2 separate regions of the Homo sapiens genome follow, and region 2 is linked to region 1. Evidence: chromatin contacts called from ENCODE Hi-C or POLR2A ChIA-PET data. All regions are on one chromosome and are shown on one strand. The core of a region is the stretch at or near the end of the contact, and the rest is flanking DNA. Distances in the headings are between cores, read along the strand shown.

Region 1 (6,542 bases), core at 2,033-4,532:
CCCCTGACAAGATGTCACTAGACAACCCTTCCCTAGTCAAAGGACAGCATAGACCGCTCGCTTCTGAATACCTCATGCACCCCACTTTTTCATTACCACTTCCAAATTAAAGGAAAACACCCACAAGTTTTTGATAAAAGGCTGATTCAAAGGTTTCAGAGAAATAAACCAACCCCCGTCCCCAGCCCGATCACCACCAGGATCCTTTAATTCCTTCCCTTACTAGAGAGGGAGTGGGAAATAGCCTTGCCTGCTCCAACTTTCCTGACTTGGACCAACTGTCCCCAAAATATGCCCAGGAGTCCACATCCCAGCTCAGACCCCACCCCTCCTCCAAGTCTCCCGGACACTGGAAACGCCTCTACACTGAGGAAGTGGGGCACTCACATGACCTTGAAGATGGGGAGAGGGGCAGGAGGGGTTGAAGGTGCTGGACACGGACCACAGCCAAGGCAAGGACAGGACAGCAGCCCCGGACGAGGGGCTGAGTGGGAGGGTGCAGTGCCAGCCTGAGGTGTGGAGCCTGTGGGCTGGGAGCTCCTGGAACCCTGAGGCCCCTGCCTCATACCTACCCCAGGTATCACCTAGGCGGTTCATGTGCAGGGGCTGTGGGGCTGGCCCAGGGTCTCATGGAAAGGGCCTCGGGTACCAGGATGCCAGATGCCTGGCCTTCACAGCAGGTGCATCCAGCTGAGTGGACTGGGCAGATTCAGGACACTGCTGGATTCCCCCCCGAGGGTCCCAGTACTCCTTACAGTCCAGTCTTGGGGCCTACATGCTCCTCAGTGACTTGTTCAGGAGTCCCAGCCCTCTGAGGACCTGTCTGGAAGTTCCAGCTCTCATCAGGTCCTCTTTGAGAGCCTAGCCTTCTTCCCAGTCCACACCAGTGTCCCGACCCTAAGTGACCCCGTTTGAGGTCCTGGTCATCTAGAAGCCTGTCCATGTCATGAGCCCTTCTCACTGTCCAGTCTCAGGGTGCCGGGCCCTGGGAGAAAACAGGGCTGTCTCAGGGTCCCGGCCCCCAGGTGAAAACAGGGCTGTCCCAGGGTCCCGGCCCCCAGGTGAAAACAGGGCTGTCCCAGGGTCCCGGCCCCCAGGGGAAAACAGGGCTGTCCCAGGGTCCCGACCCCCAGGGGAAAACAGGGCTGTCCCAGGGTCCCGGCCCCCAGGGGAAAACAGGGCTGTCCCAGGGTCCCGACCCCCAGGGGAAAACAGGGCTGTCTCAGGGTCCCGACCCCCAGGTGAAAACAGGGCTGTCCCAGGGTCCCGACCCCCAGGGGAAAACAGGGCTGTCCCAGGGTCCCGGCCCCCAGGGGAAAACAGAGCTGTCCCAGGGTCCCGGCCCCCAGGTGAAAACAGAGCTGTCTCAGGGTCCCGGCCCCCAGGTGAAAACAGAGCTGTCTCAGGGTCCCGGCCCCCAGGGGAAAACAGAGCTGTCCCAGGGTCCCGACCCCCAGGGGAAAACAGGGCTGTCCCAGGGTCCCGACCCCCAGGGGAAAACAGAGCTGTCCCAGAGTCCCGACCCCCAGGGGAAAACAGAGCTGTCCCAGGGTCCCGACCCCCAGGGGAAAACAGGGCTGTCCCAGGGTCCCGGCCCCCGGGTGAAAACAGGCTGTCCCAGGGTCCCGGCCCCCAGGGGAAAACAGGGCTGTCTCAGGGTCCCGGGGGAGACGGGGCAGTCTCAGGGTCCCAGCAGTGCTCACAGGACTCACAAGACTGCTCCAGGGTCAGGTCCTCCTGAATTATGGTCATGGGGTCCTGGCCCTCGTCTGTGACCCACTTTAAGGCAGGACCTTCCTGGGGGATCTATTCTGGGGTCCTGGCATTCTTTGGATTCTGCCTGGTCCCTACGTCTGGCCCTCCTCCGTGATTCTTCCCAGGGTCCTAGCCCCCCCGGGCCCTGCCAGGTGGCCAGGTCCGACCCTCCTTGGTGACCCATCTTGGGGTCCCAGCCCTTCTCGGTGACCTGTCCCAGGGTCAGACCCTCCTGGATGATGTGTCATTGTGTCCTAGCACTCTGGGGGTCCTGTGCAATCCCAGAGCCCAACTCTCTTCAGGTCCTGCCTGGTCTGAAGACCCAGCCCTCCCGGGGTCCTGCCTGGGCTGGGGTCGCGACCTTCCCAGGGTCCTGCCTGGGCTGGGGTCCCTACCCTCCCGCGGTCCTGCCTGGGCTGGGGTCTTTGCCCTCACCTGGGTCCTGCCTGGTCTGGGGTCTTCGCCCTCCCTGGGTCCTGCCTGGGCTGGGGTCGCGACCTTCCCAGGGTCCTGCCTGGTCTGGGGTCCCTGCCCTCCCGCGGTCCTGCCTGGGCTGGGGTCTTCGCCCTCACCTGGGTCCTGCCTGGTCTGGGGTCTTCGCCCTCCCTGGGTCCTGCCTGGGCTGGGGTCGCGACCTTCCCAGGGTCCTGCCTGGTCTGGGGTCCCTGCCCTCCCGCGGTCCTGCCTGGGCTGGGGTCTTCGCCCTCCCTGGGTCCTGCCTGGTCTGGGGTCTTGGCCCTCCCGGGGTCCTGCCTGGTCTGGGGTCCCTGCCCTCCCGCGGTCCTGCCTGGGCTGGGGTCTTCGCCCTCCCTGGGTCCTGCCTGGTCTGGGGTCTTGGCCCTCCCGGGGTCCTGCCTGGTCTGGGGTCTTGGCCCTCCCTGTTCTGGGGTCTTTGCCCTCCCTGGGTCCTGCCTGGGCTGGGGTCTTCGACCTCCCGGAGTCCTGCCTGGGCTGGGGTCTTGCCCTCCCTGCGTCCTGCCTGGACTGGGGTCTTGCCCTCCCTGCGTCCTGCCTGGGCTGCTGTCCCAGCCCTCCCTGGGTCCTGCCTGGGCTGGGGTCTTCGACCTCCCGGAGTCCTGCCTGGGCTGGGGTCTTGCCCTCCCTGCGTCCTGCCTAGGCTGGAGTCCCAGCCCTCCCGGGGTCCTGCCTGGGCTGGGCTCTTGGCCCTCCCGGAGTCCTGCCTGGGCTGGGGTCTTCGACCTCCCGGAGTCCTGACTGGGCTGGGGTGCCGGCCCTCCCGGGCCTGCCAAGGGCTTCCCGGGCCAGGCCGACGGGGACGACGGAGCGCGGGCCCGGGGTTCGGAGCCTTCCGGGCCGGACACGGGCCGAGGCCGCAGCCTGAGGAGCGGGCGCCGAGGGCCCAGGCCAGGCGGGGCGGACTCACTGACCTGCGGTCTCGGGGCTGCGGGCGAGCAAGGCGCACGCGGGGTCCGCGCCGGAGGGGGGAGGGGGCGCCGCTCCCTCTGGGTCCCCCCCAAGAGGAGGAGAAAAAAGCCCGTCCGGAGTTTAAAACAAAGAGGCGGAAATGCCCGAGCCGAGCCGAGCGCCGCGTCGGGGGCGCCGCGCTCGGAGCATGCGCGGTGTGCGTCTGGGCTCCCACCCCGCGGCAAGGGGCGTGGGCGGGGCCAGGCGGTAAGGGGTGGGGATAGGGGCGGGGAGGGGCGTGTTCAGAGGGCGCAGGCGCGTCGGGCCTGGACTCGGCGGAGGGAGCCGCGGGGCGCGAGGGCCAGGGGCGAGGCATAGGGCGGGGCCATGAGGGGCGTGGTCAGGAGAGCGACAGGGCCGCGCTGTGCTGAGGGACCCGACGGGTCCTGGACGATCGTGAGCTGGGGCGCTGGAGCAGCAGAGTCCTCAGGCCCGGGTCCCTCCGGGGGTGCCGTCCAGTACGGGTGCTGCTGTCCTTTGTGGGAGCCGGGACTGAGCGCCCTCCCGGCAGGGTTAAGGGTCGGTGTTAGGGTCAGGGGTCGGGTTAGGGGTCAGAGTCAGGGTTAGGGTTGGGTTTAGGTTTAGGGTCAGGGTTAGGGGTTAGAGTCAGGGTTAGGACTGGGTTTAGGGCTAGGGTCAGCATTAGGGGTTAGGGTTAGGGTTGGGTTTATGGTTAGGGTCAGGATTAGGGGTGGGGTCAGGGTCAGGGGTTAGGGTCTGGTCTAGGGTTAGGGTTGGGTTTAGGGTTAGGGTCAGGGTTAGGGTTAGGGTTGGGTTTTAGGGTTAGGGTCAGGGTTAGGGTTAGAGTCAGGGTTAGGACTGGATTTAGGGTTAGGGTCAGCATTAGGGGTTAGGGTTAGGGTTGGTTTTACGGTTAGGGTCAGGATTAGGGGTAGGGTCAGAGTTAGGGGTTAGGTTTAGGGTTAGGGTTGGGTTTAGGGTTAGGGTCAGGATTAGGGGTGGGGTCAGGGTCAGGGGTTCGGGTCTGGTCATGTTTAGGCTTGTATTTAGGTTATGTTCAGCATCAGGACGGACAGGGCACCCACGTGCGGACTCTCCGACCTGGGTGCCCTCCGCCAGGGTGGAGCAGTACGGGCGGCATTTGCGCCTTCGTGGGACTGGCACTGTCCTGAGAGGGCGGGATCCGAGGACCGAGGGCGCGTGCGGGGGTGAGGCGGACGTGCAGGCACGCGGGGTCCTAGGGTCTCCCGGTTTGCGGGTTCTGGGCTGGCGGCCCAGGACGGGAGGGCAGGTTGGGTCTTGGGTGGGAAGCGAGACCACTGTGGTTCCGGGCGGCGGGGCACCGCGCAGTGTGGAGGCTTGGTGGCGAGAGGGGAGGCCCCGTAGGCCCAGGGGCACTCGCTGCGAGGCTGTGCGGTGCAGGCATGGAGCAGGAGTCGGGAGTCATTAGCTCGTCCCGTCTGGAGAGGTGGTGGCTGAGGGAGTGACCCTGCGACTGTCCCCGTGAAGTCTAGAGTTGGACCCCGGGAGCAGCCACCAGGCAGGGGGCCCCGGGCCCAGGTATGGTGCAGCACGTGGGGAAGCGGCTTGAGTCCGCTGCTGAGAGGGGCCTGAGAAGGGCTGGGGGCCTGCTGAGATCTCCAGCACTGGGTGGACACGTTATCCGGGTGGGAGGAGGACAGACAGCAGACATGTGAATGTGTACAGCATTCCCAGGCATGCTGCTGTGAAGGGGAGGGACTAAATGTGGCCACTGCTGCCCCCGGGGGAGGGGAGGCAGGGAGGGCTCCGTGGAGCCATGGGGTGGCCCAGTGCAGGGGAGGGGCCCACTGGAGAGGGCTGCCTGGGATTGGGGTACTGGGGTGCTGGCCCTCCACAAGAGCCCTGACTGCAGTTTTCAGTTGGTGGAGGCAGGCCCCAGATGTGGAGGGGAGGACTGGAGGATCATCCCAGAAGGAGGGCAGGGGCAAGGTATTGGTGCTGGGGTGCAAGGGGCAGGGGGTGGCCAGCAGGCCAGGAACAGTCCTGGGCTGAGTGTGGTGGCCTCAGGAAGAGGCAGAGTGGTAAGCTGCAGTTCAGAACTCACTCCAGGCCCCAGGCCCCTCCTCAAGGAGGTGCAGACCCTACCCCTAGGCTTCCCACTACTCTCCTGGGTGGGTGCCAGCGGTGCCCGGACCTTGACTCTGAGCCCTGGGCTCTTGTGTCCAGCTCTGTTTCTGCTGAATGTCATTAGGAAGCTTAAATGCCACATGGCCGGATGGCTTCCCCAGGCCATCCTGAGTCTGCTGTGTACCCCAGGACCCCCCACCCCCCACCGCCAGTCCTGAGGCAAGACCCCAGAGTCCTCTGCACCCTCTTCCTCTCATGCCCAAACTGGCCATCCATGGCCCATCGGCAGCCAGCCAGGTCTCCCACCTGCACCCTCCTGGGACCTCACTCAGCCAAGGCCCGAGGGTGGAGGCATCGGGGCCAAAGAAGCCTAGGGTGTTGGCAGTGTGTGCTGTCCTGGTGTGAGTTCGGGGTGTGCACATATTACATACAGGCACGTATTCCTTAGCAGAGCTGTAAAGAAGGGAGGCAGGAATCATGGCACAAGCAGACTGGAGTAGAGGGGAGGCCCCTGTCCCCCCCAGAGGGTGCCCCAACCTTCCCCAGGGTGCCGGTCCGCCCTCCCTGCCCACCCAGTCACTAGGGCCTCCTAGGGCCATTGGGTGCCTCTCTGGCAGATCATTCTGGTCACTCACAAACTGGCAGAGGGTCTGCCCATCCTTGAGGATGGAGCAGAACAGAAAGAGCTCGCTGGACCCTGTGCTTCTCTGCTGTCTTCACAGCGTCACTCTTCAGGAACTCTTTCTCCAATTTCCCTCCCCGAGTTCTCTCTTAAGCACATCAGGCATCTGCGCCTACCCCCATGTCTCAACCAAATGCTCCAGGACTTTGTGGGGTAAATCCAACTGCCTTTGTCACCACCCTTTCTGTTGCTGGGGTACAGACATGTGGTCTTGTTCCCAATTGCTCTCTTCTGTTTTCATCAGAAAGTCCTGCCAGCTCTGTCTTGGAAACTTCCCATCATCCAACCATGGCTTTCCAAGGCTGCTCTGGCCCAAACCCGCCCTGTCCTGCTGGAACTGGTGCCACAGCCTTGGGCCCCCCACCCCCAGTCAATCCTCAACAGAGCAGCCAACCAGCGGGTCCCGTCACACCCAAGTGGGAGCGCTCCACCCAGCGCGTGATGATAAGGACGTCCTCTGAGGTCCCTGCTCCCACCTCTGCCTGTTTCCCCAAGCTCACTCCACCCAGAGCTCTCCCTGACACTCACTCACCTTGTTGGCAAGGCTGTCAGGAAACAGGGCTCTCAGACGTGAGTGGTGGGAGCAGAGGAGCGTTTGACAGTATCCAGC
Region 2 (6,169 bases), core at 1,792-4,291, 1.3 Mb before region 1:
GTGGGTGGATCACTTGCGGTCAGGAGTTCTAGACCAGCCTGGCCAACAGGGTGAAACCCCGTCTCTACTGAAAATACAAAAATTAGCCAGGTTTGGTGGTGCATGCCTGTATTCCCAGCTACTTGCAAGGCTGAGCCATGAGAATTACTTGAACGCAGGAGGTAGAGGCTGAAGCAAGCTGAGATTGCATCACTGCACTCCAGCTTGGGCAACAGAGCCAGACCTTGCCTCAAAAAAAAAAAAAAAAAAAAAAAAAAAAAAGGAAATACAGAGGACCTAAAATAACCCAAATAACTTTAAAAAAAAAAAAGTCAGAGAATTAACACTACCTGATTTCAACACTTATTTTAGAAAGCTATAGTAACCAAGACAGTCTGGTATTGGCATAAAGATAGATGAGTAAGTCAGGATAGAAAAGTCCAGAAAGGATCGTCATTTCGACAAATAATATGGGAACAACTGGATACCATGTTTTAAAATGAAAAAAACTTTGGCTTTCTAATTTTGCAATCTGATAGGTGTAATGAGGCATCTTGTTATTTTAATTTGGGTTTGTCAGGTTGCTGATGAATTTAAGCATCTCTCCATGTGCTTCTCCGGTATTTGGGTTTCTCCTACGAATTGCTTTTTTTTTTTTTTTTTTTTTTGAGACAGAGTCTCGCTCTGTGGCCCACGCCTGAGTTCAGTGGTGTGATTTCCGCTCCCTCCAACCTCTGCCTCCTGGGTTCAAGCGATTCTCCTGCCTCAGCCTCCTGAGTAGCTGGGATGACAGGCATGAACCACCACGCCCCACTGTTTTCGTATTTTTAGTAGAAACGGGGTTTCACTATGATGGCCAGGCTGTGAATTGCCTATTCTTATCTTCTGCACATTTGTCTATTGTCGGTCTTTTTCTCGTCGATTTACAAGCATTCCTTTTTTCATTCTGAATATTAATCCATTGCTTTCTGATGCTGTAACTAAGTCCTCCTAGTGGTTTGTCTTCTTGGTTAAGCCAGATGTTAACTTGGATTTTTCCTGCATAAAACTGAAGACTCAAGATGCATCAAGCACTGTATACAGAAAAGTGCTGCGTATCCTACAGAAAGCTACAGACAGTTGGGGGTCAGAATCATTCGGATTGTTTCAAGTTTGGGGCTATTATAAATAAAGCTGCTATAAACGTTTGCACACAGGTTTCTGTGAACAAAAATTTTCATTTCAACCAACTAATGTTTACGGTTCAATCATGATTTCACAACTTGAAGTAACTTTCACTCTTCTCATACTAAATTTGATATGTCGTCCACTGTTAAACTATTTCTTACCCTCAGATTATAATTATTAAACTTTTTTTTTTTTTTTTGAGAGGGAGTTTTGCTCTTGTGGCCCAGGCTGGAGTGCAATGGCAAAATCTCGGCTCACCGCAGACTCCGCCTCCCGGGTTCAAGCCATTCTCCTGCCTCAGCCTCCCGAGTAGCTGGGCTTACAGGCAAGCCATGCGCCACCAAGCCCGGCTAGTTTTGTATTTTTAGTAGAGACGAGGTTTCTCCATGCTGGCCAGGCTGGTCTCGAACTCCCGACCTCAGGTGATCCGCCCGCCTTGGCCTCCCAAAGTGCTGGGATTACAGGCGTGAGCCACCGTGACCGGCCTAATCATTAAACTTCTTTCAGCACTAGCCCCACTGATGTCACAACTTCACCCATTAGTCAATAACTTGTCTTTGCTGAATTCGACACTTTTGAATCATTTAAAAAATATTCTCTTAAATTTTATGTGCTATTTGCAATGTAACGGTTGTCGACATGACAGTTTTAAGTTTAATCTTTATCATCAACATTTTCTCTATCACTTTCTTCAGTTTAAGCAATCAACAAAACCACCGCTCCAGCACTGATTTGTAGCATTTGCGGGTTTCCCCCGTGTGACTTCCGCAGGACTGCCAAGTTCAAGCCGCCAGGGCCAGGGCACTGCTAGCAGCTGGGCTGAGCCCTGTTCTCCCGGCGTTCCCACCGCCCAGTGGCAATAGCTGTGAACGGCGGCAGGAGCATGGCAGTGGAACAATAAGGAAAAGATCTTTTAAAAAAAAGATATAATACAGAAGCCAAGCAAGGCGGCCCCGACCTGTAACCCCAGCACTCTGGGAGGCAGAGGCGGGCGGGCGGATCGCTTGAGCCCAGGAGTTTGAGACCAGCCTGGCCAACATAGGAAGGCCTCGTCAAAAAGACAAAAGGGTAAAACGAATTTAATAAAATGAAGTTTAACTTTTACTCATGTTTGTATCTAATGACAAGCTTTTAAAACTGAAAAGTTCACTACTGGCTCCTGCCTGGCGGCTCCAGCCCGACTGGGGGCCGGGGCCTCCCTGCACTGTGGGGTCACGAGTGCCCCTGGACAGCTCCCGAGCGCCCTCCGACCCGCATGCTCAGCGCAGCCCCGTCGGCGGCGCGCCACGGGCAGAGCGGGCTCAGCGGGGGACGGAAGCTCAGCGCTGCGACCGGGATCCCGCAGGCTCGCTCCGCAGGGCCGCGGCTCCTCTCCGTGCAGGTGCTGGGCCCGCGGGGGCGGGGCGTCCACACGGTCCGCGCCGAGACCCAAGCGGGGAAAAAGCGAAGAGCGGACAGCGGGGCAGGTGCCACAGGGAGCCTCCGCCCCACCGCGCGAGCAGCAAGTCTGCGGCGCTTGACACCTGCACTGCGAATGCCAGGCCGCAGCCCGGGCTCCCAAGACGCGAATACGCGCGCCTGCTCGTGACGTCATTTTTTGCGGTCTTCCCGAGAGCCAGCAGAGGGCGCCGCCATGATGTTTTACGGAAGCCGATAGTCCTTGCTCAGCGGCACCCCGTCCTTCCGGCTCTCGGCTTTGCCACAAAGCTTCCCGAAGACGCGGCCGCTACCCGGAGACGCGGTCGCCACCCAGAAGCGCTCTCCCGGGAAGCCCCGCTCGTGGGACCGCGCCACCTGCGCCGCCTCTGCGGCCCGCAGCCCGACGGGCGCCGCCATGTTGGGGTCCTAGCGAGGGACGCGTAGGTGTCTTCATAAGATGCCGGGGCAGCGGCGCGCGCTTTCCCCCAAGATGGCGTCCATGCGGGAGAGCGACACGGGCCTGTGGCTGCACAACAAGCTGGGGGCCACGGACGAGCTGTGGGCGCCGCCCAGCATCGCGTCCCTGCTCACGGCCGCGGTCATCGACAACATCCGTCTCTGCTTCCATGGCCTCTCGTCGGCAGTGAAGCTCAAGTTGCTACTCGGGACGCTGCACCTCCCGCGCCGCACGGTGGACGAGGTAAGGCAGGCGTGGCGCCCCGCGGCCCCCAGATTCCCAACCTTCCCACCTCCGACCCGCACACCCAACTCCGGACCCTCCTCGCTCCCTCCCCCAACCTTCCCATCCCCCTTCAGACTGTTAACCCCCCCGGCCCGCCCTCACGCCCCCTCCTCGCTCCTCCGAATACCTCCCTCCAGTCCTCACCTCCCCCTGGGTCCTCATCCCCCGCCTCGATCCTCATCTCCCACCTCGGTTCTCATCCCCACCGTGGGTCTTCAGGACCCCCCGCCCCTCCTCGCCCCCTGGGAATCCCCCACTAGGGTCCTCACCTCCCTACTTTTCGTCCTCACCCCTACCCAAGTTTTCACCTCCCCTGGGATCCTCAATCTCCTCCCCGCCGGGCCCCGGGTTCTCGCTACGACCCCCAGGTCCTCACTCCCCTCCCTGGGCCCCCGGGTACTCATCCCCACCCGCCCCCGCCTCCCCCGCCTTCGGTCCTCACCACCCTAATCCCCCACCGTGCCGAAGCGACCGACTCTTGGAGCGGGGGTGCGCCGGCCCCAGCGGGGTCTCCCATCGGGGTTTCCCGTCGGGGACGCAGCCCTGGTGACCTGGGCGAGGGCGGGGATCCCGAGAGAAACCCCCGCGTGAGGAAGGGGCGGCCTGGGCTCGGTAGCTCCAGTGTCCGCTGACTGGATTTTCTTGTTCTCACCTCGCAAAGACCCCGGCCGTCCGGAGCGCTCTGTGTCCGTTTTACTCTTTTCTACACGCCGTTTTGCGTCATTCCAATAAGTGGGTGTGTGAGGTTTGTTTTCTTTTTTCCTAAACTTTATATTGTATCGCTTTCCGTGCGAAATAAACCGAGTAGTTTTGCAGACTATTGAAGCCCCATGGTTGTTTAAACGTTCCTGGCTACTGATGTATTATTAGCTATTATAGGTTGTAATTGCTTTTGATTGAGATATGACATGTATGGAAAAGTGCATTTTTGTTCAGTTTAACGAATAATAATAGCATCGCGAGCCACTCCTGTGATCCTTACACAGGTGGAGAAGTAGAACCATGCCTGTTCCTTGGAAGCCTCCCACTGGTAATCACGGCCTTCTTCCTTTCCCCTTCCTCATTTTGGAAAGGTAATCATTTCTGTGCCATCTCCCCGGTGTGAGCAATTATTTATGCACCCCTAAATGGCACAGCTTGGTTGCCGGATTTGGAGTTAGTGTGATGGTATCATAGTGTATTTTGTGTGTGGCGTGCATGTGTCTTTTTGGTCGACGCCGTGACAGTTTCATCCACGTTGCAGCTGACTGCAGTTTAATTTTCACTGCTGCGTGGTATTCCTGTCTGTGAGCACGAGGCACTTTATCCATTCTGCCACAGTGACACGCTTAGCTTTTGTGCTCTTGTAAATCATCCCGTTACTACATTACGGTCATATGTTCAGGTGTTTGGAATCTTGGATTTCTCTAGGGTATAACATCTAGGAGTGGAATTGTGAGGATCATAGGATCATGCCAAATTATTTTTCAGAGTGTTTTGTTTTTGTGTTTGTGTTTTGTTTGAGACAGGGTCTGGCGCTGTCAACCAGGCTGGAGTGCAGTGGCACCATCGTGACTCACTGCAGCCTTGACCTCCTCACCTCAGATCTTCCCATCTCAGCCTCCTGAGTAGCTGGGACTACAGGGTTTCACCATGCTGCCCAGGCTGGTCTTGAACTCCTGACCTCAAGCAATCTGCTTGCCTCAGCCTCCTGAAGGGCTGGGATTACAGGTGTGAGCCATGGCACTCGGCCTGCTGTTTGGTTTTCTGCTTTGAGAATTGTATATTCAAATCTGCTTTTAAATTCTCTTTTTTCCCATTGTTTTGTAAGAGTGTCTTTTTTATTATTTATTATAAATGCTAGATATCAGTCCTTTTTCAGTTACAAATATCTCCCAGTTGTCCTTTGACTTTGACTTAGCTTCCTGGAATCCTTTTTTTTTTTTTTTTTTTTTTTTTTGAGACAGCGTCTCACTCTGTCACCCAGGCTAGAGTCTAGTGGTATAATCATAGCTCACTTTAACCTTGAACTCCTGGGCTTAAGCAGTCCTCCCTCCTAAACCTCTGTAGTAGCTGGGACTGATGCGCTGCCACCACGCCTGGCTAATTTTTGTGCATGTGTATGGAGATGGGGGTCTTACTGTATTGCCCAGGCTGGTCTTGAACTCCTAGCCTCAAGTGATCCTCCTGCCTTGGCCTCCCATAGTGTTGGGATTACAGGTGTGATCTGTGCGCCCAGCCCTTTTCCTGGAATCATGGATGAATAGAAGCTCCTAGTTTTAACATAGATGGTGTATTCATCCGCCCACTATCATTGGTGCCTATTGTGTCTCCCCGAGGGACATGCCCGGAACACTCCCTGGGTTATCTTGGCGTAGCTGTACAGTTTTACCTTTCGCACTTGAATCTTCAGTCTGCGTGGAATTGATGATTGTGTGAAGCAGGGAGTCTAATTTTCCACATGGATGTGCAATTAGTCCAGCACCCAACGTTGATTGAAATGACTGTCCTTTTCCATTGATCTGCACTGCAGCTTCTGCTGTGGATGTGTTTCTGGGCTGTGCTCTGTTCTTTTGGTCATTTACATATCGATGTGCTAATAACCCACTAAGTCGGTTCTTGTCACTTTATTTATAAGCCTTGTTAGCGGACGGAGCAAACCCTCCCACTGTATCTTTCTCCGGGATCATCTATGGCTATTCTTGTCCCTTCACACTTCCACATGTATCTTATATACTTACTTCTTAAACACGTAGAGCCTGCCTGCTGGGATTTTAAGGCTGAGCTGAACTTGCAGTTCATTCTGGGGTGCTGTCCTCTTTATATTGCATCCTATAATTTGTGGGTGTGGGCTTATCTATTTAGATGTTCTTTGTGATCTCT

Evidence for each region. Hi-C counts contacts between places; a loop is a spot of excess contacts on that map. ChIA-PET counts read pairs that join two places held with the same protein, here RNA polymerase II (POLR2A). Pooled maps may share reads with other maps.
Region 2: a loop to region 1 is called in a map of ascending aorta, with 9 times the contacts of the local background. The contact joins the promoter of NELFA here to the promoter of PCGF3 in region 1. A Hi-C loop is called at or near these places in 1 of 168 maps with a recorded cell type or tissue (ascending aorta) and 7 of 50 pooled maps. POLR2A ChIA-PET finds 5 or more read pairs at or near these places in 1 of 52 experiments (H1).

Annotation. Positions count from the first base shown.
Region 1 is chr4:702,572-709,113 of GRCh38, reverse strand. It overlaps PCGF3 (polycomb group ring finger 3), which reads right to left and starts at 3,282. Exons shown (of 11, transcript NM_006315.7): 1 at 3,144-3,282. RefSeq lists enhancers at 1,524-2,508, 2,509-3,494, 4,535-5,262 and a silencer at 2,860-3,559.
Region 2 is chr4:2,005,846-2,012,014 of GRCh38, reverse strand. NELFA (negative elongation factor complex member A) reads left to right here and starts at 3,041. Exons shown (of 11, transcript NM_005663.5): 1 at 3,041-3,265. The coding sequence starts at 3,056. LOC124900839 reads left to right here. Exons shown (of 4, transcript XM_047416543.1): 4 at 1,842-3,009. The coding sequence starts at 2,254. The coding sequence ends at 3,009. RefSeq lists a silencer at 2,291-2,670 and enhancers at 2,731-3,250, 2,858-3,358.